2 separate regions of the Homo sapiens genome follow, and region 2 is linked to region 1. The links are chromatin loops, found by intact Hi-C in ENCODE. Cell type or tissue: heart left ventricle. All regions are shown on one strand. Links, peaks and the distances in the headings refer to the core of each region. The heading gives the core; the rest is flanking DNA.

Region 1 (15,697 bases), core at 5,131-13,130:
GTTAGAGACGCTGAGATTTCAGAGCTGGGGTCTGGGAGGTCATGGAGCCTACCACCTCCTCTCTAGGTGGCGGCCTCAGGAAGCACACATCTTCCACTTCAGCTCCTGTTCAAGATTCCATGTTTCCCAGAGAGGCCTAAATTGGAAGGCTAGGGTCTTCCTCTCGCTAGCCCCTGCCCTCTGGAGGCTGGGGATAGAGTTGTCTCTGAATGGAGCATGGGATGAGAACAGAAGTGTCCAGAGTCACCCCCTGCTGTGCTCTCCAGCCCCAATAGTCCCCTGTACTCAGCATTTCTTGTTTGTATTTACAGATCAATCAAACCCAGTCTATCCGCACCACGTTTCCTCAACACTCACTGATGGCTATTAATCAGCAGGCCGGTGGGGCTGCTCCCCACCGTGTGAGGGTCTTGTTAATGATGGGGAGAAGACTGCCAAATGGCCAGCGTGGCTCCAGATGGATGCAGAAATATGGGTCTTGCCCAGACCAAGGAGGCAAGGGCATCACCACGATCCATCTGGCATGGAACAGAGATCCCTGGTGCTTGATAACAAGAACTGGGTAGGCCTTCTCTCTGCGAAGAATGGTGTTAAAAGTTCTTCCACGTGCCCCCCACCTCCTTTCATGCAGATGATCTGGGAAACTGAAAACAGGGTAAAAGGAGACCTCGGGGGGAAGGAAGGTTACCTAGCTGTTCCTGCATTAAAGGACCTATGAGATGGTCTATAGCAGCAGCAGGAGGGATTTAAGCTAGATGTCCAGAAGTATTTCCCAATGGGAAGGCTGCTAAGCACTCTCCCAGGACAGGAATGTGATCTATGACTCACAGGTCTTATACTCTAAGTCCCCTGCTCAGCCCGCACTATGTTTATATATACGTATGCACAAGCTTGACTTTTCCATAAGTACACACAATTGAGGGAAACTGGTCTAGTATTTATTTGGTGAAACTTGATGTCCTCTCCCCTGGGTGCTGGGTCATGGTGCTGACCAGGCATCGCCTGAATGACTGGATTAGCAGCCATGTCAACAAGCCTTTGCTCTCCAGACAATGTGCCAAGCTGTAGGTAACAGGCTGGGGACACCAAGTCCCAAAGGAATTATAGAGATCGGTAATAGCCTAGTGGAGCACACTCTAAACGCCAAAGGTGTGGCTCAGCAGGAACCTAGCAACTCAGAGGGAGGTGTCCAAGAAGCCGATCACGGAGGCTCCGAGTGGGGAGGGGAGACTGCAGACCCAGCTTGAGGTGCACCTCATGGTTGTTTGGTTTCTAATGGGGGAGTTCTGGGCAGGCCCAAGAGGAGACATTTTGGGGTCCCTGGAACTGCTCTCTTTTCCCAAGAATCTGTCCTGAAATGGGTACCCAGAGCCACAGGCCTGTTAGAACTTGTCACATGGAGAACATGACTTTTAATTAGGGACAAGGTCTTGAGGAAGGGGCCTTCGCAGAGTCTCTTTTGCCCCCAAGAGCCTCTCACAGGCCAAGGATGGGGCTCCAGGAATCCCTAGCCCAGTGGAGAGCAGGGTCAAGGAAGGGGTAAGAGTTCATCCATCTGCCCTGAGATGGCATTTTATCTCCCAGAAGCTGCAGGCTCAGCTGTCCAGGCCCTCCTGGGCCAGGACCTTCTGGACCGAACACAGGCCCCAGTCCTCCTCCCCTGCAGGTCCAGGCTTAATGGTTTTACATGGTGAACAGTTCTCAGGGACCCAAACCTTGAGCCTCCCTGGATTAAATGAGGCTGAGCCCCTGAGTCTAGAAGTAACTGGGGGGCCTCCTTCCACCCTCTACCTCCATGTAGGGCTGCAGAAGAACCAGCAGGAACAAATATGGCAATTTAATTTTTACAGTTTCCAGATGGAAAGAAAGGAAACTTGTTTTAAGGGCTGTATGGCATGATGGTTAGGAACAAAAGGTGAAGGTTTGATTGCTAGCTGTGCCATCTACTAGCTTGTGGCCTTTCACACACGCACACACGCACACAAAAAAACCGTCAAGGATGAATGAGGGTTGATTTGATTCTTAAGGGCCTAAATCATCTGGAGAATGGGGACAAGCAATAACACCAACCTTGCAGGATTGACCTGAAGAATAAATGAACCAATAATATAAAATGCTTGGAACAACACCAGCACGTAGTAAGCACTAAAACGAAACAAACAAACAAAAGAGCTGGCTATTATTACTAAACACCCTTCCGGCAATGGCAGGGTCATCATTTCCACATAGGAAGAGTTTACAGCAGTGAGTACGTGGAAGGAAGATCTTCAAGACTTGTTTTGAAAACCGATTTGCACAGCAAGCAAACTTTTGTTCCTTTTTCAATTTTTTCTTATGCTGTAAGAGGATCACGGACATATTTTCTTCATAGAGTTTAAATGAAATGATACGTATAATGTGCTTAGAACTGTGCCTGTCACTTAGCAAGCACTCAGTAAATCCTACTTGTTTATTTGGGGTGGCTGGAGAGAGTGCTGGAGATTATAATGAAAGATATACAGTAGGGGCACCATTAGGCCCCCACTATGGCCAGGATGCCTCTTGTTAGGAGGTTCTGTTCTGTTCCATAGTCAACATTAGTCTTCCCTGCTATGGGGTAAACTGGCATTTAGACATAAGAATTTCCAGACAATCAATCAGGGTGTCAGACCTGGGCCAAGCTCCCAAGAAAGCTTCCTGCAGCTCTTCCCCCGGAGGTGCTCATTGGTCAAAAGAATGCACATCATGACCTCTGAAAGGTCCTTGCTGCCTCAGGACTCTGACTGCAGCATTTGAGCTCCTGGTCCAAAGACCAGCGCTATCCAGCCCACAATGGATGAGCTGGGTTTATGGCTGGGGAGAGACACGGGAGCTGGAATGTAAAACAAATGGACCGTAAGCACCTTGTGTGCTCTCTCTGGCTGTGGAGTATACAGACACACACTTTCACCTGCTCCCCTGCTCCAGGCCTGGCCTGGCCCCCTCCCAGAGGGGCCCCCCGGATTGGAGAAAGGGTCAGAGGACTCAGGAACACTGGGAGCACTCCCTTTACCATGGTAAGGAGTTGAACACACTATGCTGCCTCTGAAAACAACAGAACAGCAGAGTCAGCCTCGCCCCATTAGCCACCCACTCGGGACACTTTACCTCGTGGATCCCAAAGTGGGCATAGGAGTCGAAGTAATAATCTCTCGAGGTCATCTCCTCTGGGTTCAGCAGCTTGGACATCTTGCCCCGTCCTGGGCAGCTGGGTTGAGTGGACACATGATGGACGCATTGCACGGGCTTAGCAGGGACGACGGGCTGGGGGGGCTGGGAGGGGGGGCTGTTCACCTGAGGGGAAGAGAAGGGGGTCGGGTGTTAGGAGAGACAACGGGGTCCCGCCCTCGGAGGCTTGCGGTCCTCTTTCCTTCCCCCTCCCTGAGCCCGGCCTCAAGCAGCCACAGCAGCCCTTCCTGAAAGGGAGGTAGGTGAGCCCTTCCAGCTCCCAGCAGTTGGGCTCATGGCTGTGATCTGTCCAGAGATGGCAGTCCACCGAGGAGCCACACACACCTAGATTTCACCCACCTTCAGCTCTTATTAGCTAGGTGACCTGAGCAATGCAGGCCTCAGTTTCTGTATCTGTGAAATGGGGAAAATAGTATCTTCCTTTGAAGGCAAATAGGAAACATTCAATAAAGGGAAAGATGCATAGCACAGCATGGTGCCTGAGAGTGTAGATTCCGGAGCTGAATCCCAGCTCTGCCATTTCCCAGCTATACAACTTTGGGCAAACTTATGAACTTCTCAGTGCCTCAGTTTCCTTTTCTCTAAAATGGGAATAAAATGGTCCCTGCCTCCTAGAGTTGTCCTGAGGATTAGACAAGTTTGTATTTCAAAGTGCTTAGAAAAGGGCCAGGCATATAGTAAGAGTTTGTTAGAGGAAACGAAGTCCCACCTGCATCCTCAGGAACGTGAACCCATGGGCTTCTCTCCACTCAACAGGCAGCATCAAGCTAGAAGAGGATACGGCCCCCAAAATGCAGATGTCTTAGGTTCTGGTGTCTCCTACCTGTTGTCTTGCCCCCTAGTTTCTGATTCACAGTTCTACCCTGAATTCAGCACTGTGGATACCCACACTGATGGCCTCCACACAACCAATTATTGCTATTTCTGGGTGCCCCAATCCTGAGGCCCAGCCCAGCTCTACACCCACTGCTGCTGCCCATCACTGTCTGCTCCCTGGTCCTCCACAGGCTAGGCGGAGCAGGGAGAAGGAGATGGGGGTCCACAGAGCTTCTGGAGCCCAGAGACAGCAATTGGAGCCCAGAAGCTCAAACACTGCAACAGAAGCAGTTATGCCAGGAGACCTCCTCTGCCTGGAGTGCAGGAGACCCAGATGTACAAGGCACAGTAAAGGCCTCAAAGCAGGGCTGAACTAGAAAAATAAAAAAAGGAGTATTATCTAGTAGTCAGTCCTCTAGGGCTGGGAATCCAGGCTCCTGGGTCCTATCCTGGCTCTAGTAAAATTAAAAATAGATACTAGGAGGCAGATAGCGAACTGGCTGAAAGTACAAACCCTGGAGCCACAGTGCCTGACTCTGAAACCCAGCGCTTGTTGGCTGTGTGACCTTGGGAAATAATTTGTCATCACTGTGCCTCAGCTTTTCCTCCTCTATAGAACACAAATCATAATAAAACCTACCTGAAAAATTTGTCCAAAAGTTTGGAGGAGTTGATATATGGAAAGACTTTAGAACAGGCTGGCACATAGTAAGTGCTTATGATTATTACATACATCATGTCCTTGTTCTATGTCTCGATTTTCTTGTCTGTGAGCTGGGTCAGCTCAGACTTACTGTCTCCTTTCTAGCAAGAGAAACAGGGGAATCCTAGGACACAGCAAGATCAAGAAAGCCAAGTTATTTCAACCCCTCCGTGGAATCACTCCGCGCAGTCCCAAGACTGTTCTGTGTCCAGGGCTGCAGGGGAGTGAGCTGGGGGCAGTGGGATGGTCCCATCTTCCCAGTGTACCTAGGCTACCGCCCTTGGGAAATAAGCAGACTTCCCAGTTTAGCAACATCAGATTTCACGTCGGTGAGATCCCGGGCGGGCTGGCAAAGGCGAGTGGGGCTGCCTCATTAGAATGCAGCAGGTGTGCCCACTCTCAGCTTGGGATGTTGGTCACGGTCTCTGGGAGGCTAAAAATAGACTGTGTCAAGTGCACACTCCTGTGCAGGCTGCAGAATCACCTCTAAAGCTGAAGAAGGCTCCGTGCATGAAGCTGACCCCAATATCGACTCCATTTAAATATGTGAAGGAGAGGAAAAAGTCGGAGCTGGTCTGGGCATTGTGCATGGTCAAGGTCACAGGGGCCTCCAGCACCCCTTAGCTGTCACTCCACTCTGGTTCCAAGGCTCTCTTTTCCATGTGCTTCCTGGGACTCCACAGGCTAAGACTCCCCGGAGGCTGGGAGTGGGTGGGAAACGGCAGTGGCCTGTGATCCCTGAACATTCAGCGACATGGGGTGTTGCTTTTAATTCCACAACTGCCTACTGCACAGATCTCCAACAGCAAGGCAGCGTGCAGGTCCTGTGGAAGAAATAGACGTGTGGGAACTGTGCCCTCCCAGGACCCTGTTTTCTAGATTCTAAGACCCTTATTGTCTCTGATAGATGCTGGAATAAGGTTTGTTCTACAAGAGAAGTTCAAGCAAATTGTTCTGGAGGTTCACAGGAAAGAGAATTCACTTTAATGCAGAGAGTCAGGAAGCCCTGGGATAGCAGGAGGTGGGGTGAGGTGGGAGCTTTTTGAACGGATTTTGGCAGGTGGAGGAAGAGACGGCTTGAGCAACCAAAAGGCGGGAGAGCAGTGAGTTTGTTTGGGAGCAGCTTGGCTGAGACAGTGAGAGATTCAGTTGAAAGGAAATTATGGCCAGGCTAAGAGGTCGTAATTAAATACAAAAGACAACGGGGAGCTATTGCCGGTTTGTAACCAGGGAAGCAGTGACTTCTGTGTTTGGGCTCCTCTTTAGGAAGATAGATGTGGTAGCAGCACACAGGAGGGGCCAAGGAAAAGAAGGGAATGGAAGAGAGGCAAAGTATGAACTTTGGAGGCTATGTTCAAAGTCCAGTCAAGAAATAATGAGAGCCTGAACTACTGGGGTGTCCGAGGGGCTGCCTGCCAGAGAAAGTGCAGAAATAGACTCTACAGGCTTTGGCAACTGACAAAATGTAGGGGAAGAGAGAGGAGCTGGAATCAAAGATGACTTCAACATTTCAAGCCTGGGTGACTAGGGAAATGGTGGTGACATTAACAAAAATAAGCCAGTCAGCAGGCAGAGCAGGTTGGGGTGGGGGGAAATAATGAATTTCAATTTGGATATGCAGAGTTTGAAATGTCATTGAGTCATATAAGAGAAGATGTCTAGCAAGAAGACATTAATGCAGTTCCAGACAATAAATATCATAAACAAAATTAAAAGGCAAATGATAAACCGAGAAGTACGTTTTAACATATGTGGCAGACAAAGGTTAATGCCCTTAATACGTAGAGAGCTCTTACAAGCCAATACAAAAATAGATGAACACCCACAATGTAATATTGGGGAAAGGATTGGATAATCTGTCCACATGAGGCAAGTACATGTGAAATACAAATGGCAGGTTGATGTGCAACAAAAATGTTTAACCTCATTAGAAATCAGGTAAATTCAAATTCAAATAGAAAACTTACAGCTTTTAAATACCAGATAAGCTCTTCTCCCACCAAAACAACCACAGCTCTGCATATGTAAGAGTTGCAGAGAGATAGGTCCTTTCACACATTTCTAGTGGGAATGAAAATAGGTCAAGACTTTTAGAAAGGCCGTTTGGTAAAATGTACTTGAAGTGTTAAAGAGCACAAATCCGTTAACCCAGCAATTGAAGTTCTGTGGACTTTACCATAAGAAGAGAATCATGGATCATCATAATGATGTAGCTGTTGAGAATTTCATGACAATGCTGTCCTTAGTGACAAAAGGTAGGAGTCAACTGAAATGTTCCACAAAGTGAGACATTAAACTGTGGTGTAGCCACACAATAGAACACTATGCGGCCATTAAAGGTATTATGGGAAGAGTGTTTGATTACACAAAAATATGATCATGACAGATTGTTCCACCACTTCCAGGCTGCCCTTCCTCCAAGGATGTGTGGCCCGAGCATTGCACTCCGGTGTCCAAGCAAGGGCTCCGAAACAAAGTCAACCTCCATCCAGCCTGGCTGGGGCCCTCCACACCTCAGCCACCAGGGAGGACCCTGCTCAGGAAGCTGTGCAGATCACCTCACCTCTAGGGCTGAAGAAGGCTGTGTGCATGAAGCTGACCCCAGTATTGACTCCATTTAAATATATTAAGGAGAGGAAAAAGTCCTAGCTGGCCTGGGCATTGTGCACGGTCAAGGTCACAGGGGCCTCCAGCACCCATAAGCTGTCATTCAACTCTGATTCCAAGGTTCTCTTTTCCATGGGGCTCCCTGAGACTCTCCCCAACAGCCAGCTTATGAAGTGTCTGCCGTGTGCCATGCAGGAGGCAAAAGGATGCATGGATTTGGGGGCATTCATTTCAATAGCCACAGGTCATGGGGACAAATAAATGACTGGCCCAGACCCTGGTCTGCAGCCTGGCACTCTGCCCATTGGCTGACAGGCATACCCTCTCCCTGAAGGCTGGGAGTGGGTGGGAAGCAGCCGTGGCCTGTGATCCCTGAACATTCAGCTACATGGGGTGATGCTTTTAAATTCTACAACTACCTGCTGAACTTCTACAACAGCAAGGCACTGTGCCAGCCCTGTGAAAGAAACAAGAGACATATGGGTATTCTATGGATCCTATGCAGGCAAATTGGAACACTTATAGGAATCCAGATGCATCTCCAAGAGATATACATGATTGTTCAGCCACAACTGAAGGCTCTTGAGACTTGAGGAGCACAGGGGATAGGTCTTGGGGGATGACAGTGGTCTCCTCTGTAAAGTCAGAAGGCTCAACTCCTCCCTAAGCCACACCAGGCAAGCAGAGTCTCTGAGTGAAGGTGACTTTCAAACTCCAATCTTGTATACATAGTCTGAGAAGTCAGCAAAAGGATTTGGAATCACACTCGGATGGGCAGCTGGACTCTCAACATCAGCGTCTTGGTCTGCTCATGGCTGCAGCTTTCTCACCTCCAATTTGCTCCCTGTGCCCAAGTCCCTCCCCACTGGACATTCCAGTGCCCCCAGTCCCTTCCAGGGTTCCTGTGCCCACATCACCCTGGAGGTCTGGCCCTGCCTGCTCTGCCCTGGAGTCGGTTCTGGTACCTGTTTCTGCACCATCGCCTCCAGCCTTGTCCTGTTGGGTTCTTGGGCCCCAGGGCAGAGAAAGCACCCTGCCTTGCTCTTTCCCCACCTCCGTCCAAAGGCCCAGGCCCAGGGCCCTGTTACTTGCTGGAGGTCTCCCGATGTTGTCTGCCTCCCTGATATGGTGAGAATCACCCTCCACTGTCAATACTTGTGATTTGCCTTCGACTCACCACGCCAGCGGCTGATCAGGACTCCCCCAACACAGTGTTCCGCCCCCAGACTGGCCTTACCCAGGGCAGCTTCAGCACAGTTTTTCTCCCTAATAAATAAAGTGCGATTGTCTTAGTCTACCCACTCTACTGGGGTGAACAGGCCTCGGGCCCACTAAATGCAGAGATGAAAGGTTATGGACGCAGCAGAGCTGGAGACAGGAGGAAGCTGGCTTCCTGAAGAAGGGGCATGTGAGCTTGTGAGCTCGTCCTTGAAGGGTGGGTCGGATTTCCACAAGCAGGGGTGGGGATTTGGGGGAGCATGTTTGACCTAACCCACATCCCTTGAAAATGCAGGTAGATGGCAGAGGATGATGATGGTGATGAGACCTAACATTGACTAAGGGCCCACTGCGCCCCAGGCGCTGCGCCAAGCACTTTATAGATAGACACCATCTCGTGAAATCCTCATAGTAACTGACATTTACAGATGAGGAAACTAAAGCTCACAAAGTCCAGTCATTTGCCAGGGCCCAGAGATAGCAAGCAGCACAGCCAAGATGTCAACCAGTATCTGTTTTATGCCAAAACCTGTGCTCTTGAAACTGATGCCATGGTTAGCTCAGTTCGGCCCAACCAAGCTTAACTGAGCTACTGCCAGGAGCCAGGCCCTGTGCTCAGAAAAGGGTAACACAGCTGGCCCAGGCAGGAAGCCCAGTGTTGAGGGCAGAAAGAGAGTCAACAGGCAATAACTAGACAGAGGAGAGCGCTTCAGTGGAGGTAGGCACAGGCAGGCACCTCTCCAAGGTGACAGAGTTTAAAGAGAGCAGACAATAGGTGTCAGGGTGCAGATGGAGAGACTGAGGCCCACAGAAGGAAAGGAATTTGTTTAGGCTCACCTAGGGGAATCTAGGTCCGGAGGTGGATCTGGAACTGGAACCTCCAAGAGAATAGGAAAGAGGTGGTAGAGGAGAGGAAAAAGAAGCTTTAAGGAAGGAGAGTGAAGGTGCTGGACATCTGAAGGGGGAAGGCAGCCTGCAGAGGGGAGAGGGAAGCCAGCACTCTCTGCACCAGGCAGCCAAAGTGAACCTAAGCCCTTTGGGCTATAAATGGCTCCTGCTGGCACCAGCCCAAGCTTTAAAATGATTTCCCTGAGAACAAGAGGCTCCACTAGAGGAGCCAAATCCTGCTCTGTTCTCCAAATGTCAAGAGAGCTTTTTCTAACCTGAGTCGTCTGTCCTCAGCAGCCGCCTGCCTGGCCTGGAGGGCCCACGGAGGGAAGAAAGAGGATCGCAGTGGGAGGGGACAGAGTAGGGGTGGCAGGAGGCTTCCAGCCTGGGCCTCACCCCACTCTTTTGCCCACCGCCTTCACCTTCTTCCCTCCTTGCCCACCTTCGTGCCAGCCCCTCTGCCCAGTGTCGCCCTTAGACACTCACCACACCTCTCTTCAACCTGTGTTTACTCACCAGGCTGTGATCTAAGCTGTGGCTCCCGTTCTGCATAATTACACAAAGGGTTAGCTCTTCCAGAACCATCTGCCTGCCTTTAGATAGGGACCAGAGGTTTGCAGAAAAAAAGAACATTCTTATGTGAAATGTCAGGCAGCAGCAAGACAAGCAAGGGCTCTGCTGGGCATTGGGACCTCTCCTATCACCTAAGAAAGCAAAAGTACAGCTTTATTGCCTGCCTTTGGCCAAGACAGCCCTACATGCACCCTCTCTCTACTCTCCTGCACCCCTGTCTTATCATCGGGGCTGGCAGATGAAGTCAGCCCCCTCAGAGGGGTGTACTGTGCTAGGGTAGGTAGCTCTAGCTTGCTGCTTCTTACCCTCGGGGCTGGAAGCCCAGAGTCTGGGGGCAAAGGGGAGGAGGGTCAGGGTTGTCCAGGCTTCCCTGGGCCACATTAGAAGAAGAAGAATGGTCTTGGGCCACCCATAAAATACACTAACGATTGCTGATGAGCTAAAAAATAAAAATCCAAACAAAATCTCATAGTATTTTAAGAAAGTCTGTGGATTTGTGTTGGGCCACATTCAAAGCCATCCTGGGCGGTGTGCAGGCTGCAGGTTGGACAAGCTTGATCTAGGTGTTGCCAGTCCTGCGAGACGGTGTTGTCTTCTGCATGTGGCCTCCCGGGCTCCCCAGCTTGCTCTGGTTTATTCTTCAGTCGTCTGCCTCATGCCCTTCACAAGACTTGGCTTCGTAGGCACAGACGCTCTCCAGATCTGCCTTTTCCAGGCCTGGATGTTGGGGGCAAGCCACTGATGCCTGTCACAGAGGGTCGGCTGTCCCCCATTTGGAACCCCCTGTTTTATAGAATCTCTGACTCTAACTCTGGGATCTTGGCAGAGCCCATCCCTACATAGGGTTTTCTTACCTTAGAGTCAAGCCTTCTCAAGGCTGTGTTTCCTGGAAACCCCTTCTCTTAGCTCCTGCTGCCCACTGCTCTCAGTCTCCACCCTCCCACTCTGGGAGGCCTCCCAGGACCCTCGGCTGAGCCAGGGCTTGCAGAGGGGTCTACGGCAGTGGTTCTTGAAGTGTGGTCTCCAGACCACCAGCATCACCTGGGGACTGGTAAGAAATGCAGATTCCCAGGCCTTGAAGGACAGAAACCAATGAATCAGAAATTTTGGGACGGGTCCCAGCAGGTGATTCTGATACACCATAAAGTTTGAAAACCACTGGTCTAGAGTAACATTTTCCCACATTGTATACTGTATAATTGGTACTCCTAGAAAAAGGTTCCATGGCAAGTAGGTTTGGGCAGATAAGCTAAAGAGAGAGCTCTTTTTTTTTTTTTTTTTTTTTTTTTTTTTTGAGACGGAGTCTTACTCTGTCGCCCAGGCTGGAGTGCAGTGGCGTGATCTCAGCTCACTGCAAGCTCTGCCTCCCGGGTTCATGCCAGTCTCCTGCCTTAGCCTCCCAAGTAGCTGGGACTACAGGCACCCGCCACCATGCCAGGCTAATTTTTTTGTATTTTTAGTAGAGACGGGGTTTCACCATGTTGGCCAGGCTGGTCTCGAACTCCTGACCTCAGGTGATCCACCTGCCTCGGCCTCCCAAAGCGCTGGGATTACATAAAGAGAATTCTTAATTGCAATACTTTTAAGCCTTTAAAATGCTAAAATAAATGATTTTATTATAGTATATGTATTAAATATATTATATAAATATTATATAATATAAATTTCTAAGAGGAATTAGGGCATCTACTACTATCACATTTATGGCTGTGACACACTTTTTCCTGAGATCTATAAACATCTCTAGAAATTAACGTTCTGAAAGAAACAACCTGGGCTCCGACTTCAAACAGTGTTTCTGTTTTATAATCCATGTCGGCCGTCGCTGGTGGATCTCCAGCCCACCGCAGACCAATGAAATCAGGGTGGGACTGAGACCCAACACTGGGCATGTTAACAGGCTCTCCAGCTGGTGCCTAGGAACCCTGTCCTGACAGTGCCGAGGACAGCTTCAGGCCTTCTCTCTTCCTCGCTGAAGCCCTGAGCTCTGCCATAGCTCTCAGATGGCAGCCTGGTGCTGCCATCTCAGAGCCAACCAAGATTCCCAGAGCCGGGCCAAGGACATCTGGAAGAGAGGCACCCAAGGCCACAGAGAGCACTTTAGCTCTGAGAGTAGAGGGGCTGGGATTGGGTGTGGGCGCCGCCACCTTCAGGCTTCGTGACCTTGGGCCGGTCACTGGTAGGGACTCGCTGTCCTGACCAGGGTCACTGAGACGCTTGACGCGAAGGCCGCCCTCAGCAGCTGCATGCTGTGCACAGGCGCCTCCTGCCAGCCCTGGCTGTCTCTTGGTGGTACAACAACAATGTCTGCTTCAAATCAAAATGGCATTGCACCCACACAGCACTCCCTCTGTCTCCTGGATCCGTAAGTGCTGAGAGGGAATCTATTGGATTTGTTGGGCCTGACCTATTTTTTAAATAAACTGGGGCTGTTTTCCACTATTAGTCACTTGTCTCCCAAGCCTCCACATATTAAATTCGCTTCTTATATCCTCAGATATTTTGGCTGCAAGAGATGTCAAGTTAATTGGATGCTTGGCTCTTCCTCATTAATGGGCTTAAAAGCAGACTTCCCTATGCATTCCCCTCCTCTTCCTCCCTCTTCCCTCCCCAAGGCAAGGGAGCCTCCTCCCCTCCTTTGACTTGAAGGGGGTTACGGAGCCCTGGCTTCCCTCTCCACTCTCTTTTATGGGCAGATGTGTAGAAACACACAGCCAGTGTCCTCTCTTACCCTCACCTTGCCTGGAGTTAGACTACACTTTTAGTTCCAGATTTGGGTCAAATCATCCCTGTGGGACCTATGCTATGTTCATGACTCTCTTTACCCCAGGCTGGAGTCCTCAGAGGAGTTTTCCCTGTACCCGCTTCGTAGGCACACAGCCAGAAACAGCACCGGTGGGTTCTGGACTTGCTTCTCTCCTTCCCTGTTCATGTCACTGTGCAAAGGCCATTGAGCCTTCCCTATCCTCGGTTTCCTCTTCTCCAAATGGCAATGATTTTCTGTCCCGCCTCTTTTGTGGGGCTATGGTGATGACTGGAAGACGCTGAGCGTGTAAATATTCAGAGGAAATTCGAGCGTGTGGTACAGGAGTACCAGGCTTCCCGCTCTCGCCGTATGACTCTGTGCCAGGGTGCTATCTTTAGATGCTCTCTGGGCCTTTCGTGGCACAGGACACAGTGGCTTTGGCTGCCCGTAGAGCCCTGTTCTGCTGGCTGCTTGGCCCTGGCCCCTCCCTTACACATTGTGCACTCTCAAGCCTTTGGTTCTGCCCTTCGTCCTCTGAGCTTTCTGGGCATTATGGGATTGATATCTTTAGGAAGGTAGCCATCATTGAAAATCAGTCATTTTCTCCAGCCGCTGATGCTTGGGTCTCTCCTGCTCCTATTTTGACCTCCTATGGCATCTGCTTATCTGAAACTATGGGCTATGTTCCTATTTATTTTGCTGGCAAATTGTCTCCTGAAGATTATCTCACAATTGTAGGTGTTACTTCTACAACAAGAAGTAAATTCTTTCAGACTAGTAACCAGATTTTATATGTCTGTGTTTCCCTCTTAATACTTAGTATAAAGCTAGATAAGAAAGATGTGATAATGGTACACTTACACTTCAACTGGGTGAATGTTGCCCTTCATAAATTTATTATTATAGTCGAGTGAAGGAGGCCCTTTCCCACCATGTGATCAGAGAGCATTCACTTCCCTTGAGAGGGCAGAGAGGTGGCAGAAGAAAAGCAAAATTGGGAATAATAATCATCAGAATCTCAATAATACTCAATACTCTTTGGAGGGTTCAGTGGTACTCAAAATGTCTTTACCAAGAAGTGTCTTATCTCCTGGGAGATAAGGAGATTTCTAGGAGAAGAACATATCTTGCAAACATAGAATGCATTTATTAAGCATCCATAATTCCACACACTACAAGTGGCTTCAAATACAGATCTAAGTGTATTTGTTAGACATTTTCCAACCATCTCTTTGCACCCGTGTAGTACAAGCCCTCTCTGCAGGTAATGATGCCATGGTTCAGAGACGCTGACTGACTGATTCAGCCCATAGAGCATAACTGGTGAGGATCCAGGAGCTGACTCCTCATAGATTCTCAGGCTCCATCATCTGGCCATTGAGCTGAAGGTGGAGAAAAATGAACTACAAAATCATGTTATAAGAGAGAAAGAAAATCACAAGTTGCTGGCCAAAATCATAGCCATACCAACTTAATCTAGATTCTCACCTGGTTTCCATAGACTCTTTCTAGACATCTTCCACCTAATTCTAGCAAACCCATCTACTCCAAATGATTATATTTCCACTCATATTTTTAGAAGAAGTGACTGACTTCTTTAACCAGAAATTCCAATGTACACACTCACTGAAAATACTGGCATTCTGGCTAGAGAGGGAATAACGTCAGCCACTGGGTAATATGCGGGTCTGCTCCAAAGGTGGCCTCATATTAGCCAATACAGATTCCAAGAAACTGGATTTTTTAAAGCACTCCCAAGCAACCCAACAATGAGTTAAAAAAACAGATAAAAGATAAGAAATAATAGGTTTTGAGATATTGAACATTAGGCAATAGAAAACCATGATCCCTGAGAGATGACAAATAAATGAGGTAAACCCTAAGATTACCCCAGCTTACTGCCTAGAAGGATTATCCAGCCTACCATACAGAGAACAGGAACCCAGGCAGACCCAGTAATCTCTCTCAGTTGAAGGTGGGAATCTGGGGACAGCAAGACAGATAAAGTTTGCAATGCAGAGTCTTGTAGATTAAAATACTATACAGAGAAGAGCCTTCAGAGATCTGTAAAGAGTTCCCTGCAAGCCTTCAGCTGAGACTGATCAAACCATGGATGTGAAAAAACTACCACAGCCTCGGAAAAGAACTACTGAAAAGACACAGGGACTTCTCTGTGGGGCTCACAGAGCCAGAAATAGTTCTTGCTCTCCCCAGCCAGAGTAAAAACTTCATAATTCATGAATACTCAGAAGAGGTGTTTTGTTGTTGTTCCCCTGAATAGTGGAAAATTAGCTCCAAAGATAGTTCAAATCCCACCAAAGCTTAAAAGCAAGATCTAAAAGGATTAAACTAAATTAACTGCATCTCAAAACAAAGCTTAGAAGCATAAAATATCTAAAAATATCCATCACCCAATGAGGTAAAATTTACAATGTCTGGCATCTAGTCAAAAATTACTAGGCTTGCAAAGAAGCAAGAAAATACTACCTATAAAGAAGAAAAAAAATCAATCATACAAAACTGAACCGAGAAATGATACAAATGATGAAATTAGTATATAAGACATTAAAGTACTTATTAAACTGTATTCTATTTCCTCCAGGAAGCTGGAGGAAAGATTGAGCATGTTAAGTAGAGATATGGAAGATATTTAAACGACCGAAATTGAACTTCTAGAGATAAAAACTATGTGAAATAAAAAGGAAATACACTGATTGAGGTTAATAGCAGATTAGACATTACAGAAGAAAATATTAGTGAACTTGACACAAGGCAATAAAGATCATCCAAAAAACCCACAGAGAAAAAAATACTGAACAAAAGTTAAACAGAATATCATTGAGCTGTGGGACAACTTCACATAGCCTAATATGAACGTAATTGTAGCACCTGAAGGAAGAGGAGACACAAAAATATTTAAAGAAATACGGCTTTAGAGT
Region 2 (15,697 bases), core at 4,040-12,039, 71 kb before region 1:
CCAGTCCAAGGTTAAAGAGAATTCACAGGAAACTCCCTTCCCCTAGGGAAGAGCAGTGGTGGTGGTCCCACTAATAGGATGAGGCAGGGAGAGGGGATGCATGGGTCACCCAGAGGTGGCCCTCCAATGTGTGTGTGTGTGTGTGTGTGTGTGTGCGCGCATGCACGTGTGTGTTGTGTGTGTCATGTGCGGGAAGGGAAAGGAAGGATAGAAGATCATGGTGGCCATGGAGGAAGTAAGCTCACTCTTCTGCTTTTGACAGAAAGCAGATATAGCTATTGGGATTTATGGGGCAAACAGACCATTCCTGGGGTTCCCTAACCCCACAAGTGTCTTTATTCCTAATTCCTTGCCCCTGCTTTCCACTGCATTCTTCCATTTAGAAACAGGCCATGCAAGGTTTAAGGCAGGGAAGGGTGGCCCTAGTGACCTAGTGCCTGGCCTTCTGGCATGTGGGATAAATCACCACGATTCTTCAAAGGAGAGAGAAAGGAGCAGGGAGGGTCTTCAGGCCTCTGATGCTCTCTTCCCCAACCCCCCTTTTAAAAAGAGGAGGGGGCCGAGTGTGGTGGCTCACACCTGTAATCCCAGCTGAGTCAGAGGATCATTTGAGACCAGAAGTTTGACACCAGCCTGAGTAACACAGCAAGACCCGACCACTACAATAAATAAATAAATAAATAAATAAATAAATAAATAAATAAATAAATAAATAGAAAATTAGCAGAGCATGGTGGCGTGAGCCTGTAGCTTTAGCTACTCAGGAGGCTGAGCCAGGAGGATCACCTGAGCCCAGGAGTTTGAGGTTAAAGTGAGCTATGATGGTGCCACTGCACTCCAGCCTGAGGGACAGAGTGAGGTTCTGTCTTTAAAAAAAGTGGAGGATTGGGACTCCAGAGGAACTCTGAGAAGTTCCTTGTCCCCAGCTCTCAGCTCCCCTCCTCCCATTCCTTTTAAGCCACCATGTTGATCAGAGCCACCCTGGGCTGTCACTGTGGCCCAGAGGCTGCCAGAGGAAACTTCTGGCTCTGTGTCATTCACATCGTTGTAATGGCCTTGAGCAAGTCACTTAACCAGGATCCACATTCATCTATAGACTGGAATTTTCGATGTGTACCTCACAGGGTCATTTTAGTATTAGATGAGGTAATGTATGTAAAGTACCTAGCAACGTGCCCAGAATATAAGAGGTGTTAATACGTAGGGGCTATTTTTGTTGTCAACATTGAGTTGCTGTCCTGGCCACTTGCCTTGCTTCAGTTTTATATTTAGAACCAGCTAACAGTTACTAAGCATCTGCCCAGAACTGGGCACTTTCACAAACACAACCTCATTTGAGCATCTGTTTGCCCAGCCCGTTTGCCTGAGTTCTGAGCTCATATCTGGCTTGCCTCTTGCTGTTCTTTGTTCCTATGAGTTTCCTAGTTTCCTGGTTTTTCTATCAGTGCCTATGCCTTCCAGTGCCTGTTGCCTGATCTCAGCACCCAGCCCTCTCTCCCTCCCTCTCTGTGGTAGTCCAGGAATCACTCGGCAGCTCAGACCTGGTCACAACTCCTGGGTATTTACCAATGAATGGCCTGTGCTCATTGCCATCCCCGGCTCTTGCCTGCTTCCCTGTTCTTATACCTTTTGCTTCTTCTAGGGGCTGATGCTGCCCTCAGTGCTGAGTTGCCAAACCAAGAACCTCATCACAACGCAGTGCCCCAGTTGCTTTGCTCCTTGTCTAGCATTTGTTTCCCACACTCTCTGTGGGACTTTTTTTGTTCCCCTGCGATACTTTTTTTGTGCCCCTGTGATACCTTAGCTTTCTCCCTGCTCCTCATCCTATACTCTTTCTCTATTCTTAATACTTCTACCCACTCTGAGATGCTTCTTCTCCCTGCTTTCCTCCTGGGCCCAGGCCAGGCCATACCTATATAATCTATCAAAAATGGCTCAACCGTTTGTCTCTGTCACTAGCAGTCACTGCTCCAACGGAGCTTAAACCAACTTCAGCTAAATGGAATTGCAACACAATTGGTGGCTTCCAGGGACATATTTATACTTTAACGAAGAACTGTAGGGGAGGCAAACCTTTAACTCCAAGGAATGAGTCCCTAGTTATTGGATATTAACCACTATAATAGGTTATGGCAGTCAAATATTTAGGACAAAGCTGCCTTCTCTATTCTCAAAGACCTCAGTTTGCTTCATGTATTTTGGGGCTTTATTGCTAGGTTGAAATATATTTATAATAGTGATTTCTTCTGGATGGATTGACCCTTTATCATTATAAAGTGTCCTTGTTTGTCTTTGGTAACAATTTTTGTCTCAAACTTGATTTATTTTATTTTATTTTTTTTGAGATGCAATTTCCCTCTTGTTGCCCAGGCTGGAGTGCAGTGGCGTGATCTCGGCTCGCCACAACCTCCACCTCCCAGGTTCAAGCGATTCTCCTGCCTCAGCCTCCCGAGTTGCTGAGACTACAGGCACCCACCACCACGCCTGGCTAATTTTTTTGTATTTTTAGTAGAGATGGGGTTTCACCATGTTGGCCAGGCTGGTCTTGAGCTCCTGACCTCAGGTGATCTGCCTGCCTCGGCCTCCCAAAGTGCTGGGATTACAGGTGTGAGCCACCGTGCCAATTTTGTCTGATATTAGTGTAGCCACTTCAGCTCTCTTTTTATTGCTGTTTGCATTGTATATCTTTATCTTTTACATCCTTTTAATTTCAATCTAGTTGTACTTTTAAATCTAAAGTGAGTCTCTTGGAGACAGCGTATAGTTGGATCATGTTTTTTAAATCTATTCTTCCAATCTCTTAATTGGAAAGTTTAATTTATGTGCATTTAATATAATTGAAAAAGTAAGATTTGTCTGCCACTTTGCTATTTATTTTCTATACATCATATGTCTTTTTAAATCTCATGTTCTTTCATTACTGCCTTCTTTTATGTTAAATAGATATTTTCTTTCATTCTCTTGTTTCATTTACTATATATTTTTGAATTATTCTCTTGGTAGTTGCCCTGGGGATTACCATTAATATCTGAATTTATAACCATCTGTTCATGTTAATACCAGCTTAATTTCAAGTATACAAAAATGTTGCTCTAAAGTGGTCCTGTTTTCCCCTCCCATATGCTATTATTGTCACAAATTTCATCTTAATACATTTTGTGCCCATCAACATACATTTATAATTATTGCCATACACATTTTATTTAAATCAGAAAAAAAGAGTTACCAACAAAAAATAAATTTGTATTGTTTTATATCTGACTTCATAATTTCTTTTCCTAGCACTCTTTATTTCTTCATGTTGATCCACATTACTATCTTGTGCCTTTGCATTTCAGCCTGAAGGATTGCTTTTACTATTTTTTGTAGGGCAGGCTTGTTAGAGACAAACTCTCTTGTTAGAGATAAAGTTTCTCAGTTTATCTGGAAATGTCTTAATTTATCCTTCATTTTTGAAGGATAGTTTTGCCAGATATAGAATTTTTGATTGACAGCTTTTTTTTTTTTTTAAAGAACTTTGACTGTGTCATCCCACTGTTTCCAGCCTTCATGGTTTCTGATGTAAAATTAGCTGTTGGTATCATTGAGGAACCCTTCTATTTGATGAATTGTTTCTCTCTTTGTGCTTTCAAAATTCTTTGTCTTTGTTTTTCAATGGTTTCATTTTGACATGTGCAGCTATGGATCTTTTTAAGTTTATCCCACTTGGAGATTGTTGAGCTTCTTGAATGTGCAGATTAATAGTTTTCATGAAATTGGGGGAGATTTTGGTCCTTATTTCTTCAAATATTCTTTCTACTTCTTTCTCTCCTTTCCTTCTGGGGTTCCCGTTATGTGCGTTTGACATGCTTGATGGTGTCTCACAGGTTTCTGAGGCTCTGTTTATTATTATTCATTCTTTTTTCTTTATGTTCCTCAGATTGGGTAATCTCAATTGACTGATCTTTAGGCTCACTAGTTCTTTCTTCTGCCTGTTCAGATATGCTGTTGGGCCTGTCTAGTGAATTTTTCTTTTCCATTATTGTACTTTTCATTTCCAGAATTTGGTTCCTTATTATAATTTCTCTGTCTTCATCAGTATTCTCTATTTGGTGAGACATTATCCTCACACTTGCCTTTAGTTCTTTAGACATGATTTACTTTAGGTCTTTACACATATTTAAAATAGCTTAAAGTCTCAAAGAGTAAGATTGGTAGCCACCTGTCCTGTGCACAAACCAAATTCTGCTTGCCGATCTCTGCTTTCTTTCTCCTACTTCACACAACCCAGCTAGGACTCTGGCCTTTTTCTTTAGCTTGACCTCTACCCTCCTCTCTAAGGTCTCTCGTTTCTTCTGGATTCTAAGAAGGAGGAGGCCCTTCAGGTCTGAGAACGCCTCCCCTCTTCCTGAGCTTCTATTGCCCTTCTGGAGGAGGTGAGCTGCCCAAGGAGTTATCCGGTCTCTCAGGGGAAGTAAAGAGAGGCCAGACGTGCTCAGACAATCTTCCCTGTCCTTCTAAGAATTCAGTCATCCTGCAAAGCTTTACTCAAAAGGGATTGCAGGGGAAGACTGCAAATCAGGGCAAATCTGAAGCTTTTCTTTAAAAAAGCCAGCTTAATTACTTCAAAATAATGAAATTATGGGTACACATGCATACAAAACCCAAGACTTAAGTAGCCTGTTGTTGCTGGTTGTGATCAAAGCCCGAGCTTGGTTTCTGAGCTGGCCCTAGGAGCACTGCCACCTCTCCTCCCTTCCTCTGGGGAGCAGAAAGAGGCTGCACAAATTCCAACAAAGTTTAGTCAAAAGCCATGGGATTTTTACTTTATTGGTTATTCTGTCCCTTCTTATCTGGCAGGGGAGAGGGTTAACAGGATACAACCACCTTCTAAATCTCCTCCCCCACTTCCTAACTCTGTTGATGTTTCTATTAATAGACATATTAATTACTAACAATAGCAGTGACAAAGAACATCATAACTCCACCTTTTCTACAATTCAGTGGAACCAATTTAATCAAAGTGCCCTACTTAGGGAGAACATTGCTAGAAATGACAGGGATTGGGAAACCATATGGTGCTTGGCAGAGGACCCGAAACCAATGTAGAAACTGAGGAGCTTGGGCAAAGTGTGTCATTTATCGTTCTGGGGCTAGGGCTGAGTCAGGTCCAAGAACTGACCCCCTCTCAGAGCTGGGACTTCATCAAGGCTTTGGCTCTGGTTTGAACGTGGTACTTGCAGGCTCTTGTCGTAGCACCGGGAGACTCCTCTCCCAGCAACTCAGGACTCCTAGGACCAGTGAGGCCTGTGCTATCATAATGAATTATGAGTGGATCCATCTGACCTATAACAAATACCACCCATAAACAACACTGCGGTGCTAAGCAAAAATGCCTGAAGACCATAGACAGAGAGAATGGGATTTTTAAAGAAACATTTATAAATAGAAATCAAAACATGTGAAGCTCAGAATGAATTTGGGAAACATGATGGGAACTGGGATTCACTGAGCACGTGCTGCACTAGGTCAAGGGCAGAGTGTCAGGGTGTGGCCCAACATCAGGCGCATGGGCTCTCCAGGCCACTCTGCACTGAAGCAAATTGCGCCATTCTGTATGGTGCTTGTTCATACACACTGCCCACAGGGCTCTAATAATTTAGAGGCACTGGACTGAGCTCCTGAGGGCAGGAGCATTCATCTCTGTGGCCACATGTTTGGTCCAGTGTCTGACAAATAACATTCAACTTGTAGGAACAAGTGAGAGCAGAGCATCCTTTCTCAGGAACAAGGCCCATCCCCTGGTGAGCTGCTCCACTGGAGTCCCAGGTCCCTAACCTGTGGCCTAGGTAGACCTTAGGATTTGCCTCACTGATGCCAATGAGTTGCTGCTGCTTACTTTTGAAACAAAGTGTTGGCATGTTCCAGCTGCTGCGATTCAATTGCCTTTCAGACAGTGTGGTGCCCAACAAAGCATCCGTCTCAACACCCCGCGGCCTCCCCAGCTGCCACTAGTAGCAATCCATTACCCACAGGCAGCTCAACAACTCAATGTGACTTGGGCTCCACGCCTCTACACAAAAGATGCTTCCCTGCCCTGTTCTCCTCCTTCCTGTTGTGAAAGCAGCCTCCCTTGCCCTTACCCAGCTGTGGCTCTCTCAGCGGCTTCCTCTAGCCCCAAAGGCCTGCTCAGAATAAGGACCTGCACACAAGTTGTGTGGCCCTGGGCAAAACCTGGAGCTGCTTGATGTTCTGAGCCTGCTTTCAAATCTGCAAAATAGTGCTCTCTGCCTTACTCCCTCGCAGGCTCGTGTGAAGGTCAAAAGAGAACTCCTGGGAAAGAGCTTAGTCAGCTGAAAGGCTCTAAACAAATGATAGTTATTACATCGTCCTCTGTCTCCCCATGCAAGAGACCAGAACAAAACAATATACAAAAGAGAGAGAAAATCCCACACCTCTTGGTAACTGGAAAGGCTGAGGCCATGGGTGAGAGCACCTCCCATTTCCCTGGGAAAGGAGAATAAGTAAAACTTGAATTCCTTCAATTAGAGACTCATCTAAGAATCCTTTCTATCTTCCCACTCTGTTTTGAAGTAGGACAGGGGGCCCAGCATCACAGACGACAAGGTTCTTACCTTGTAGTTCTGGTCTCATTTGTTTCTGTATTTATCAAGCCTGGTACATAAACACAGTAGGTAGGTGGATGGATGAATTTGCTGTCCGGTCAAGACTTCAGCTAGCACATTCCTAATTGACCTGCCTTTACATATATGGTTTCTAAAACACTTTCACACTGGGATGATGACAGAGTTCTGGAGATGGATGGTGGTGATGGTTGCACACACTATTGGGAATATACTTAATGACGTTGAATTGTACATTTTTAAATGGTTAAAATTGTAAATTTTATGGTATGTATATTTTACCACAATAAAAAATTTTAAGAAGAAACACTGTCACAACATTTGTGTTCCATGAATGAAGGAAGGATTCAATTCTCTTTGATCCCCAGCAACTGAAGCTGTAAGACGCTCAGTGTTGGTCTCAGGTTATATTAAGAGATGAGAGAGCTGGAAAGGAAGACAAGCTCACGTACAGGATTTGGTGCTTCACTGTGCTTCAGGGGAGGAAACAGCTAGAAATGCACAAGCAGAAATTAACATGCCGTACAAATGCCTCTACCATAACTCCCACCCTCCTTCCCCTGAGGGCCTCACCCCACCTCACCCGACTCTCAGCTCCGCAGTGGGAGGGTGCTCAGTGCTCCTCGACCTTCTACCCCTGCCCACGAACATGCTTCTCTGTTGAGTGTGGCCCCGCACCCTGTAGACAAGCTTCTGGTCGACAGACCTTCATATCCTGTATGCCAACAGGAGCCCCTCGCCTAGCTCCAGAGTAGATCGTCAGAGTGTGTTGAATGACAACAACAACAGAAACAAGTGGCAAAAATCTTGTGTGGTTCCTGGAATTTTGTTGCATTGACTATAGCAGGAGATACATTAATTAACACCCAGAAATATGTTGGTTTTGCAGAGATTTGCATTGTAATAATTTACGGTAAAGACTAGAAATCAGCATAGAAGGATTGGCGCTGGAGAGGGAACCTGAGTATGCAGTTCGGGGATGAAGGGCTGACTTTGGCTTTAAGCTTATTCTGAGGGACTCAGGAGGGCCGGATTAGAACTGGTGATGGCAGAGCGAAAGGATTTCAATTTATCCCAACGGAGGAGTTTATCTCCAACAGTGCTGTCTAGCAAGGAAACAGGCTGCCTCACAGGGTGAACTTTCTGAAGCTCTGCTCTTAGAAATGCAGTTGGGAAATTAGGTACAAAGGATTACAAGGCCCCCATCTACACCCCACAGTCCTGGATCTGAGGGTGAAGTGAGAGGATATAGCACAGGTGGTACAGGGAGTCAGGATGACCTGAGCTAGGAAGATTTCCAGGCCCAGGAGGACGGGGGGCTAGTTCATTTCTCAAGTTCAGTTTCCCTCCTTTAACCCGTCTCTTCTTCACTTTCCTCCCTGTCCTACTTCTTCCTCCTCTTCCCCACCATCCCTCCTCCTCTTTCTACGTCCCCATCAGGGAGGGGAAAGCACCTGGCTTGGAAGTCTATCTAGCCCAGAGCGATTTGCTCGGCAGCTTCCCTGGCGAGGAGGGAGGTGCTGGATCCTGGCCAGAGCCCTGCCAGCTTCCCTATTGTGGCAAGTGAAATCATCAGCTTCACACTGCGGGTCTATTTAAATCAGCCTTTCATGTCTGATGGATTTAAAAATATGCTAGGAGTCGGCATCTTAAATACAAGAAACACAAACAAGCAGATGAAACTGCATTTTTCCTTCCTCTGTGCTCTCCCCGCTCCCTCTCCCCTTCCTTTCCCTTCTCTCCTTCCCCCTCCCAAAGCAACTTTCATTCATAAGGCCCATCTCCCCTGCTCTCCCCTTCCCTCCAGCCCACTCGGTGGCACAGGAAGCCTTTAGTCTGAGCAGTGGCTGGCAGCACAGGGGTCTGGCTTCCCTCAACTCTGCCAGAGACCAGTAAGTACCCCTAACCTCTGCTCCACCCCCCAGGGTGAATGCTGGGTGCCCTCACTCTAGCCAATCCTCCCCTCACCCCCACCCCCGGCCAACGGGGTCTTCTGCATTGACTAGTGTGTACAAACAAGCCCCAGGCTGGCTGAGAATTGGCTCATTACGCTCACTATGCTCCCTCCTCAAATCATAGACAGGAAGGAGACTGTGGCCCAGGCAGGAGGAGGGACGTGCCCAGGGTTTGAGGTCAGTGAGCAGCCAAGCTGGTCCCTGGCCCATTGCCCTTGCTATCCACAGCTGGCTCCACACAAGCCTTGCAACTTCTTCCCACTCAGTGCTGGGAAGGGGGTTCACTGCACCCAGAACCCTACAACTCCAGTAAGGCATCTGTGAGAGTCTCACAGCTTCCATGGCAGCAGGGTTCCCCACATCACAAAGGACGGATATTCACTGGGAACCCTTCTGGGGCTTTGATCTAACCCAATCTTCTCCTGCTGTAAATTAAGCCACATCCCCTCTAATCCCTGGGCATCATTCCTTTGAGACTTGCTAAGTGGTCTCTCATATGCCCCATCTCCTGGCAGGTGGCCGGCTGCCTGGCCAGCACTGCAGTCGCTGGAATCAGGAGATCAGCCCCCCAGACCTGGCAGTACTGCCCTGGCCGGACTGCACTGTGTCCCAGACCACATGAGCCCAGGTGAAGGGGCTACTTCGGGTTCTCAACAGTGGATGCAGGTTCAAATCACCTGCGGGGCTTTTCTTTATTTTTGGTAGTTTATTTTATTTTTTAAAAATAGGTCAGGTGCAGTGGCTCACACTTGTAATTCCTGGCCCAGGTGGGAGGATCACTTGAGGCCAGGAGTTCAAGGCTGCAGTAAGCTATGATTGCACCATTGCACTCCAGCCTGGGTGACAGAGCAAGATCCTGTCCCTAAAAATAGTAATATCAACTCTTGCACCCCCCCGCCCCGCAACTGCTGCTGGAAATTCTGATTTAATTAGAAGCTGGAAGATCTTTATTTTTCAATTGTTTAACATTACTATTATTAGCACCAACAGTAATGAAATGGAATAATAGAAAGCGAAAAATCTCAGAAGCTTGCAAGCATTTTCTTGACCTTAGATCCACTCTTTGATGCCTCTTCCTCTTTGACCACACTGCCTGCGCTCTCTGAATTCTTTAAGAGGATGTTGATGACTTGCTTAGTGCCACACGGCAGGTCATTAGTAAAGCAGAGATCCCAACAGGGTGCTGAGGCCTCCCGAGTACTGCCAGACCCTCTCAGTGGCCCGGACAGCGGTCAGTGCTGATTGTCTACACCCAGGAAGGAGGTGGGCTCAGGGGCTACACTGACTCATCCTGTGTCTGTGGGTGTACAACACACACACACACACACACACACACACACAGATGAAACCACGCACACTACCCATTCTGATTTCATCCCTAACTCTCTCCTCTTTAGTCCTTTTGTTAATGGCCTGAAATACTTCCCACCCAAGTTTCAATACGTGCTGAGGTACCATGCCATACCCTATGCTCTTAGAATATGAAAATAAAGAAATCAAGAATCAAGGAGCTCCAAGTTGGTGAAAGATCTATATCAGCAAACAGGTAGAAAACAATGAGAGAGGGATGATGCAGAATACAGGATGAGCATCCCTAGTTGGAAAATCCATAATCCTCCAAAGTCTGAAATGTTTTGAGCATTGGCATGACGCCACAGGTGGAAATTCCACACCTGACCTCATGTGATGAACCACAGTCAAAACACAGCCAAAAATTTGTTTCGTGCACACAATTATCAATCTACATAAAATCACCTTCCGGCTCTGTGTGTAAAGTATATAGGAAACATAAATAAATTTCATTTTTAGACTTAGGTCCCATCCCCAAGATATCTCATTATGTGTATGCGAATATTCCAAAATCCAAAAAAATCCAAAATCCAAAAAAAAATCCGAAACCTAAAATGCTTCTGGTTGCAAGCATTTTAGATCAGGAATATTCACTCTGTGCTATGGACATTGAGAACTGGACACCCAGTTGCCTCTGGGTGGAGGAATGGGGGTGGGGGGGACTGCTAGTTCCAACAAAGGGGTTCATGATTGGTGGGGGGAAATAACAGAAGGAAATCAGGGAAGCAGGAGAGTGACAGCTGACGGGGCCCAGGCATGCGGGACACACGGTTTGTATGGCCAGGGCGGTGCACAGGATGAGGACTCCGGGGATGGGGGACAGAGCTGGGGCTTCGACAGTGAATGGGAGATGGGAGATCAGAGCCAGACAGCCTACCCTGGGCAAGCAGGAGTTTCAGTATCAGCCTGTAGGTAACAGAGAGCCACTGGTGGTGGGGGGATCGGGGGTGGGGTTTAAACAGGAAAGCGACAGGAGCAGATTTGCAGTTGTGCCTGAAGAAAGAGTAGAAGGATGGGGTGGGAGGTAAGGCCGGAGGCACTTCGAGCATCACCCTCTGGCCAGCTTCCTCAGGCCAGCACAGAGTAGTGGGGGTGGCCAGGGTGCGTGAGGATGGAGGTAAAGCAAGAAACCGCATAAGCAACAACCTCAGCTCTAATGTGTTACGTGTTTATTCTACCAGCCAGGCCATACCTTTAATCTCAGTCTTCCCAGAGTCCGGCGTGCTTCCAGGCTACCCAATTGTACTTCCCCCATCCCAGACTTCAAGTCATTAAATCTCAAACACTGAGTTTTTAAAACTTAAATCCAGACAGCCTCTGATTTCTCAAAATAGGATTTCTCAGAATGAGGTGAGGGCATGGGGATTGCACACTACAAGCTTCAAGTCAAATTACATTTTTGGATTATCCATTACTTGAAATTCTGCAGGTCATAGTCTTCTCCATGAATGTGAATATTCAAAGCCAGCTGTGGCTTGTGGACTGGGAGGGAGTAACATAAAAAGCTACGTGTGTACAGCTGTGTAGAGTTCACAAGTCACTTCCGCAGCACGCCCTGTGGAAACAGAGCCAGGGAGACTGGCGACCAGGGCGAAGTTGGGGGTGGGAGGGCCAGGGCTTATCTGGCCCCAGGACCCCCGGCTTCAGGGCTATAGTCACGGTTGGGGGTGGCAGGGCCAGGGCTTATCTGGCCCCAGGACCCCCGGATTCAGGACCATAGTCACTTTGTGTGGACGCGGCACGAGGTTTGCCTTCTCGACTGGCCATCGCTCCCCAGGCCTCCCTTGATCCTAGACATTACCCGGCTCTGCTCCCCACTCTTCTCCCCTCACAGAGCCCCCAGAAACCACATTGCCAGAGGCCCACTCAATAGAAACACTTTGCAGAGAAACACCTGAAAGAAAATATTGTGAGCGATAATCAATAGGCAACATTAGCAGAGACAAATTAACTCCCCGTGTGGATGAGAGCCACGCGGTCCTGGCCAGATGCCAGCCAGCATCCTTAATCCCATTTGCTCTCAGTTATTAAAATGGTTTTCCAAGAAATGGCCCATCTCTGTAGTCGCACGCTAATGAACGGCAGTCAAGCAACTGAGAAACCTCACATCTTGGTGGTTCAACCCTCCATTCCTCCGGCTACTCACTGGCAAAGCCTCCACGGTGTCTTTCTGCAGCCCGGGCAGGAAATTCTTTTCCTCCTGGAGCGTTTACTTCTCACTCCTACCCCCAACTTCCACCAAAAATAAGCCATTCTACTCTCCTCCACTACACAGTTGGGGGCGGGATCTTCTTAGAAAGCTCTGAGCCCAGGGTCACAAAATAAGAGCTGTAGAATCACAAAAATCACAGTTTCTTTAAGCTGGGTGAGGACCTGAAGTTAATTCTAGGCGAATACCTTCCTCCCATAAATGAGAACACCGAGGCCCAGGGCGGGGGAGAGAGTAGGTTCGGAGATTAGGAGCAGCAGGCAGGTTGGAGACTGCCGTGGGTGCCATGGCATCAAGTCAGCATTCGCTCATTTAGCAAAGATTTACTAAGCACCTGTGATGGGCTAGGGACTTGTACTTGCCACTGACACGCAGCATAAGTGGGATGCAGAGCCTGCCCTCAAGGAGATCACAGTCTGCTGGGGAGACAGATAGACACAAAAACAGATGCTGGAAATGCAGCATGGTGAGGGTAGGGCACAGACGGTGGGCTTTGCTCACCTCCAGAGAGCACGGGAGCCAGGTTGTGGGGCTCAGAAGGGCCGATGTGCCCAAGTCCCGGAGGTGTGCAAAGCCTGGCATAATTCCTAGGAGGAGCAGCTATTCTATACCTATGCATCACATACCTGGCATGCTTCTCATTTAACTCTTACCACAATGCCACCGGGTAGATAATACGACTACCATCATTTGTAAGAAAGGAAACTGAGGCAGAGAGAGGCTGAATGACTTGCTCAAGGTTACGCAGCCAGAAGTGGGAGAATCGGGGTTTGAATATGTTCCTCCGGCTCCAGGGTCCTGTGCTTATTCTTATCTCAGGTCATTCCGGGTCCTCAGTCTAGGACACCATGGGGAACCTCCTGCCGACTGGCCCGTTCCACACTCTGCAACGTGCAGCCTCAGGCCCCGAGTCACGTTTAATGACCTCAGATGCCTGGAAGTCCTGGCCCTGCTCTGAATTCCCCTGGCATTTCTAATCTAGGTATCTCCGAAGCCACCTTTGGAATTATTCCCAAGCAACACAGGATCCTGTGCCTTCTCTCTTTGGCCACGTGAAGCCAGCACTCTGACCCATTGTGGAGAGAGACTGTACTTGGACTTGTTTTTCCCTCTCTCCCTGGGAGAGCCCGGAGTCATCTGCATGTTCTTGTCTGGAGCCCTCAGTTCCAAGAAGAGAAAGAGCTGCCGTTGATAAGCAGCTGCCTGTGCCCCGGGGTGCATTACCATGTGATCTCACATGATCTCATTTAAATCCTTCAGTGTCATTTGACACTTGCAACAACCCTGGGAGAAAGGTGTTATTATCCTCCCCATCTAACAGGGAAAGAATTCACTCAGAAGCAGACAATTCCAGTAACTCCCTGCCAGTCTCAGCTACTCACTGGAGGAGCCAGGCTCAACCCCAGGCCTGTTTATCTCCATGGCTGTCTGGAGTTCAAGGCATCATCCATGCCCATGAAACAGAGCTGCGTGTCTATGTAGCCTGTGACTTTGGCTTGAAGTTCGATGCTCTATCCAACGGAGCTAACCAACCATGGCCAAAAAGCAGTTGTCATGATATCAGAAACCCATTACAACCCACGGAGCCTCTGAAAGGTGCTTCAAGAATATGTTCCGTGAGTTGAAAGTGATGCCAAGCATTCTGCTCCCCTGGAAACAGCTGCCCAGCGCTTGAAGCAGCAAGAACAATCCCCAAACGCAGATCCAGCCTTGCACCAACCCTTCCAACTGCCTTCCCCCTCCCAGGCGATGACATACTCTGAGCCAGGAGGAGGCTGTCCTCCTGGGAAGAACAGTATGACATGACACCAGAAAGGACGATGCAAATGATCTCAGAGTTGCACAAATTGGCCGGTTGCAGATTTCCTCCGGGTGAACAAGGCAATCCTAAAACGCAGCAATCTATTCAAGCCATTGTCAACAACAGCAACCAAAAGAAGCCTCAGTCCCCATCCTTCACTCATGGTTCCTAGAGGTTCTGCCGCTGCTACGGATGACCTGTTCTGCGGTTGATTTTCTGAAGTAGGCAGTGGGTTAAGCGTATTACCATTTTTCAAGGGAAACAACTGCCAAATTGAGCTCGTTAGCTGGTGAGCATGTGTGGCATGCAAATCTTGTCTTGTCACTTTCCTGATTAAAATCCTTCAGTGTTTTCTCATTGCCTAAGGAAAATGTGTCCTTGACATAGTTTGCAAGGCCCTTGACCATGGAACCCAGACTGTATCTCAGGCCTCCCTTCTCTGGGTTCTCCCCTGGTCCTCTGCGGGCTCCTCTTTTTCAGCTGTGCCAAGCTCTCTGGACTCCTTCGGGCTGGGCCCTGACACTGGCTGTTTTTGCCGGATCCTCCCTCCATCTCTCCCTCCCCTCCTCTTCCAGTTTTTCAAGGCTCTGTTTAAAGTCCTCTCTTCAGGGAAGCTCTCTTGTTCTCAGTCTCTAAATAACAGTCTCTTACTCCCTCAGCCTCTGCTTCCTTTTCATAATATTTATCCCTCTTGTTTAGTGTCTGCTTCCCCAGCAGCCAGTAAATTCCAAGACAGTAGGCTGGCATCTCTTTTGTTCAGTGCTGCGTTCCCAGCACCTAGCAAGAAGTCTGCTACACAGGAGGCACCCAAGAAATATGCATGACATGGAGGAAGTCAGGAGAGACCACTCATGTAGCACTCCTGGTTCCAACTGGGTCCAGAACCTGGCCTCATGCTGAAAAAGAAGTAGCATCATCTGCGCGCCGTGCCCAGCATGCAGGTAACAGGCGCTGAGTGAGTGTACCTCCCTCCTGCCTCCAAACAGATCTTCCATGTTTCGTGGTGACACGCATACAGCTGTGTGTGCAACACACTATACAGACCATACAGACCATACAGCTGTGTGTGCAACACACTATTTCCACATCTCTAGGTTTTGCTCCTCATTCCTGCACAGATGTTTTCTTGGGAGGCCCAGTCCTTCCCTGAGCACAGAGAAGGACCCCTACAGTTCTGTTCTCCTGTTGCCTTCTGACTCATAATGCCATAGTGGTGCATGCCTCTGACATATTAATGGCAATTTCTGACAGTGGGGATTTGGTTGGTAATTTCCCGATAAATGTAGCCAAACAAGTCTTAAGCATTGATGCGGCTGTTATTGCCATCAAGATTAGGTTCTCAGCCTAGTCCCCACCCCATTCCCCTGGCCGGTCCCCAGAATGTGCTTCCAAGCCACTAACTCCGGTCATCAAAGAGAATAGGTTCTCCAAGAATACAAATTCAATATATTATTAACTGAAACTAAATATGACTAAAGGAATAATTCTCCCAGGAAAAGCAGCATGTGTTGAATTCCAAAGTAAAATAACACTTTGGATTATCTTCTGCTCTTCTCCCTGGTATGCAAAGCAGGCACTGGGCCTAGCACGCTAGGCACGGTTTCAAGGTCACCAGCAAGTTCTTGTGATTTGAAATGGATGCGGAGGCAGCCAGAAGGTGAAGCCCTGCCCGAGTGCCCCAGGTGGGTCTGTGGCTTCTCTCCAACTGAGGATCTTTTCATTCCAATGGAAAGACATACACCTATTGGTGCCATGGAAG

The links. A loop is a pair of places that touch in the nucleus more often than their neighbours do. Peaks named below come from ENCODE experiments on the same cell type or tissue, not always from the same donor. Only the 100,000 strongest peaks of a DNase experiment are listed, where the experiment ranks them.
Region 2: it touches region 1 in a loop (2.7-fold over the local background); 16 of 110 quality-filtered maps call a loop at or near these places.

The regions. Positions count from the first base shown.
Region 1 is chr12:3,528,221-3,543,917 of GRCh38, reverse strand. It overlaps PRMT8 (protein arginine methyltransferase 8), which reads right to left. Exons shown (of 10, transcript NM_019854.5): 2 at 3,127-3,312. Among named protein-coding and RNA genes, the nearest start is that of THCAT155, 43 kb to the right of the region's middle. In heart left ventricle, for the core only: a CTCF peak has its summit at 9,677; a DNase peak (open chromatin) is centred at 9,614; H3K27ac peaks cover 1,130 bases.
Region 2 is chr12:3,597,866-3,613,562 of GRCh38, reverse strand. No RefSeq gene overlaps it. Among named protein-coding and RNA genes, the nearest start is that of THCAT155, 110 kb to the right of the region's middle. RefSeq lists enhancers at 5,493-5,992, 5,993-6,494, 12,807-13,632. In heart left ventricle, for the core only: no CTCF peak of the experiment used is centred there; DNase peaks (open chromatin) are centred at 8,152 and 9,162; H3K27ac peaks cover 576 bases.